Regions from separate parts of the Homo sapiens genome. Here region 1 is linked to region 2. Evidence: read pairs that join two places in POLR2A ChIA-PET (ENCODE). Cell type or tissue: IMR-90. All regions are shown on one strand.

Region 1 (2,500 bases), 170 kb after region 2:
GCAGGGGAGAGAAGGGCAAAAGGACAAGCTGTAGTCAAAGATAAGAGCGGAAGAAATTGTGATCTATTTCACCCTCTTTGGGCTAGAATCTGGATCAGCTTCTCAGACATAGGCAGCTTTTGAAACTTCAAATGCTTTTCATACAAGCTTCTGACGGGAAATAAAACTGAAAAAAAAGTACTTTTATGAGGCTATGGGGATTTCATCTGAGAAACTCTCTTAGCCTGTTTATTTTTGAAAAGCAAATGCCAATCCTAGTTTTAAAATCCTCGGTTTTCTAGAAATCAGTGTTTGGGCTAGAGGGACACTCAAAAGGTCATGTGGGCTTTCTTCTGGTTGCAGCTGGACTGCATGTAAGCAGTTGTACTGGAGCAAGGAGGGTCTGTTACAGGCTATACAATGCTCTCAACACAGAACCCCAGGCTTCCTGGGAACCCAATTCATCGGTTACAATGAAGTCCAGTGAGCTGTCTTAGATTCTTTTATACACACACACACACACACACACACACACACATACACACACACGCATGCATGCTGGAGTACAGTGGCATGATCATGGTTCACAGCGGCCTCGATCTTCTGGGCTCAGGTGATCTTCCCGCCTCAGCCTCCCGAGTAGCTGGGACTACAGATGCACAGCACCCATGCCTTATTAAATTTTTTTCTATTTTGTGTAGAGACGAGGTTGTGCTTTGTTGCCCAGGCTGGTCTTGAACTCATAACCTCAAGCAATCCTCCTGCCTCATTCTCCCAAAGTGCTGGAATTATAGGCATGAGCCACCGCTCCGGCCTCTTGGATTCTTCATAGGTAGTTTAAGTCTGTTTTCCCAGAGAAGCTGGAAAACACCAGGTCCCTACCACTTATATAGAAGAATCTTGTGCAGAGAAACTACACAGGAAACCTTCCCTCCTCTAGGATGAAGAGCTCTTTAACCTTCTCACAAAAAGCTGTTAACATTTTCCTGTTATGTTGCACATTTTCTCATCTCTTAAAAAACTGAACAAGCCACAAAACAGGACATTCGAATAAGGGTCTTTCCAGTCCCCAAGAGTGAACTGGAAAGCAGCAAAGCAAACCAAAACAATGAGAGCACAGATAAAGCTAACACTGAAGACAGCTAGAGTTTTTGACTTGTTTTTTTTAAAACTAACTTTTTATTGTAGAAAATTTTAAACATATACAAAAGCAGAGGATGTAATGAACCCTATGCACCCATTATCGTGTTTAATAATGATCGACTCATAACCAATCTGAGCTTATCTATACCCTACCTGTTCACTCATCCCTCCTCCTTCAGTATAATTTTGAAGCAAATCCCAGATTACAAATCTTTTCATTTATAAATATTTCAGTTTGTATCTGCAAAAGATAAAGACTCTTGAAACTAATGCAGCATATCAAAATTACACCTAAAAACACAAATAACAATGAGAAACCCTGGATTTGACTCCTGATGCTGTCACTTACTAGCTGTGTGACTTTGAGCAGATAAGGAGTAAAAAGCCCCTAAAACCCAGGAAGAGTTTTATTAGCAAATACCTAGACCTCAGCCTGTTTTAACTATGATGCCAAACTCCCTGCTCAAGCTATTCTTCCCATACTGGCCCTGATGATCTGACAGAATTGAACACTAGCTTTTTGTTGTGTTCTTCACCCACTACCTCAGCAGATTGGATTTCGTTTCTCATCACGGCTCTGCATTACCAAGGATATTCACAGTCCATCTTCCCAGGGGAATTGTACAGAAACAGAGCACGAACTGTTATTTAGTTTCAGAAGAGATGGCAGGGACTGCTGCCTTAGCCTGTTACACTGGACATGAAGGGCAGCAGGCTTTCTGGGGCTGGGTGGTTGATTCCACTTGCAGTGATGTACTGGCCACAGATACAGACGCACATTTTCTAACTGTGGTCTGTGGGAAGGCCATGTGGCCTCTGGGAACTGGAGATGTGACAGAGACCCTCTGTATTCTTTATCTTTGTCTCAAAGTCAGGGAAGACACTGAGGAATAAAAGGCCTTTTACGTTCTCAGCTACCACATTGCAACTGGAATCTGACCTTGAATTCAAGGATAAACACAAGAAATTCCACCCAACAGCAGCTTCAGCTTAGGCTTTGCTCTCATCTTGCTCGATGCCCTAAACACTCCTCTTTGCTACTGTTCCCCTTCTCCACATTCCCCGCCCTGACACAGACACCCACGGGGACAGGGGGTGTTTTCATGCTTGCGGTATTACCATAGCAACAATTTCTCTTCTACCTGGAAGGCTGGAAACCCTGCAGTGCTCTGTGCTGAGAATGCAAAGAGGGAACACTATCACTTTCCACCTCAGCACACACCACAAGCCGCACACGTGCACTCACACACAGCCCCTTCTCAAGGACATCACAATGAGATCATGACAACAAATCAGGATGCTGACACCTAACAACACAAAATCAGTGCAATGACAAAAAGGAGGTAAAACATTTCTTATAAAAAGGTATTTTGTAGGT
Region 2 (2,500 bases):
GAGGTTGCAGTGAGCCGAGATCGCACCACTGCACTCCAGCCTGGGTGACAGAGTGAGACTCTGTCTCAAAAAAATAACAAGAATAAAATAAAATGAAAGTACTGATGGAGTGCACCCGCTACAGTCACCTTCCAGTTGTTACTGATATGCCCAATTCTCAAATGGGGATATGGGCAGTGATGTGACTTCCCAAAGCCACATAGACAACGTGTCTGACAATCAACCAATGCTCCATTCTGTCTTGGAGGTTGTATCTCCTCTTTGGGCCTGTGTCCCCAGTCAATCCATGCCTCTGAGACACACCACCTCCCCAGGGGACTCCTCTGGCCTCCGGAGCCAGCTCAAGCATTCTTCCTCCAGGAAGCCCTCTGGGGAAGCCTACTCAAGAGTGACGGCCCAATTAGCCAGGCATGGTGGTCCACACCTGTAGTCCCAGCTACGTGGGAGGTCGAGGCGGGAGGATTGTGTGAGTCCAGGAGTTGGAGGTTACAGTAAACTATGATCACAGTGCTGCACTCCAGCCTGGGTGACAGAGTGAGACTCTGATTGTAAAAAATGAAATAGGCTGGACGTGATGGCTCACGCCTGCAAACCCAGCACTTTGGGGAGCCAAGACGAGTGGATGGCTTGAGGCCAGGAGTTCAAGACCAGCCTGGGCAATATAGCAAGACCCCATCTCTACAAAAAATAAAACAACAGAAAAAGAGTGACAGCTCCTCTCTCCCTACCCCCATGTCTGCCCATGTTCAGTGATCCTTTGCTTTTTTTTTTTTTGAAATGGAGTCTCACTGTGTTGCCCAGGCTAGAGTGCAGTGGTGCGATCTCAGCTCACTGCAACCTCCACCTCCCAAGTTCAAGCGATTCTCCCGCCTCAGCCTCCTGAGTAGCTGGGATTACAGGTGTGCACCACTATGCCCAGATAATTTTTTGTATTTTCAGTAGAGATGGGGTTTCACCACGATGGCCAGGCTGGTCTCGAACTCCTGACCTCATGTGATCCGACTGCCTCGGTCTCCCAAAGTGCTGGGATGAACTCTTGACCTCACGTGATCCGACTGCCTCAGTCTCCCAAAGTGCTAGGATGACGGGCATGAGACACTGCACCTGGCTCCTTTGTTTTTTGGGGGGAGGGGACAGAGTCTCACTCTGTCTCCCAGGCTGGAGTGCAGTGACACAATCTTGGCTCAATGCAACCTCTGCCTCCTAGATTCAAGTGATTCTTCTGCCTCAGCCTCCCGAGTAGCTAGGATTACAGGTGCACGCCACCCTGCCCGGCTAACTTTTGTGTTTTTAGTAGAGATGAGGTCTCACCATGTTGGTCAGGCTGGTCTCCCTTTGCTTTTTAAAATCTGTGTTTCTGGCCCTCTTCCTCTTTCTCTTGGAGTAGGTGGTGGCAGCAGACGCTTGTGCAGCTATACGCAAGATTAAGGCTGGGACTTCCTTGGCAAGAAGCAGGAGCTGCTGAAGTTGCTGGTCAACCTATGGGTGAAGCTGTCCCAGCTGTGCATCACCAATGTCAGCAGTCCCGTCTTTTTGACACCAGGGACCAGTTTCGTGGAAGATAATTTTCCCATGAATGGGGGCAGGGGGATGGTTTTGGGATGATTCAAGCACATTACGCTTATTGCGTACACCATCTCTATTATTACATTCTAATATATGATAAAATAATTCTACAACTCATCATGATATAGGATCAATGAGAGCCCTGAGCTTCTTTCCCTGCAACTAGATAGTCGCATCTGGGGCTGATGGGAGACAGTGACAGATCATCAGGCATTAGATGCTCATAAGGAGTGCACAACCGCCGGGCGTGGTGGCTCACGCCTGTAATCCCAGCATTTTGGGAGGCCAAGGCGGGTGGATCACCTGAGGTCAGGAGTTTAAGACCAGCCTGGCCAACATGGCAAAACCCTGTATCTGTGAAAAATACAAAAACTAACCAGGCGTGGTGACACATGCCTGTAATCCCAGCAACTCAGGAGACTGAGACAGGAGAATCGCTTGAACCCAGGAGGCAAAAGTTGCAGTGAGCCAAGATCACACCACACCACTGCACTCCAGCCTGGGTGACAGAACAAGACTCCATCTCAAAAAAAAGAAAAAAATTGAGACAGGATCTCACTATGCTGCCTAGGCTGCATTTGGGCTCAAATGACCCACCTGCCTCAGCCTCCCAAAGTGCTGCGATTACAGGCGCGAGCCACCACGCCTGCCTGGCCTATTTTAATTTTTAAGAGTCACGGTCTTGTTCTGTCACCCAGGCTGGAGTGCAGTGGTGCAATCATAGCTCACTGCAGCCTTGAGCTCCTGGGCTCAAGTGATCCTCCCACCTCAGCTTCCCAAAATGCTGGGATTACAAGCATGCGTCACCACAGCAGGCCCAATTAGATAAGGTTTGAAGTATGTCTACACCTGCAAGACCACCACCACAATCGACATAATGAACATCACCCGATGCTCGTGTTCATCAAAGTCTCTGCTCTCTCTTCCTATGATC

What was found. ChIA-PET counts read pairs that join two places held together with the same protein. Peaks named below come from ENCODE experiments on the same cell type or tissue, not always from the same donor. Only the 100,000 strongest peaks of a DNase experiment are listed, where the experiment ranks them.
Region 1: POLR2A ChIA-PET joins it to region 2 with 8 read pairs; 24 of 35 experiments call an interaction of 5 or more read pairs at or near these places.

What each region holds. Positions count from the first base shown.
Region 1 is chr7:5,697,899-5,700,398 of GRCh38, forward strand. The region is part of intron 13 of RNF216 (ring finger protein 216); the gene reads right to left. Among named protein-coding and RNA genes, the nearest start is that of MIR6874, 13 kb to the right of the region's middle. In IMR-90, no CTCF peak of the experiment used is centred here; no DNase peak of the experiment used is centred here; H3K27ac peaks cover 1,603 bases.
Region 2 is chr7:5,522,956-5,525,455 of GRCh38, forward strand. LOC221946 (a long non-coding RNA gene) reads left to right here. Exons shown (of 4, transcript NR_126168.1): 4 at 1,388-2,500. Among named protein-coding and RNA genes, the nearest start is that of ACTB, 6.4 kb to the right of the region's middle. RefSeq lists enhancers at 55-494, 565-734, 925-1,024, 1,135-1,184, 1,995-2,054 and 1 more. In IMR-90, no CTCF peak of the experiment used is centred here; a DNase peak (open chromatin) is centred at 1,446.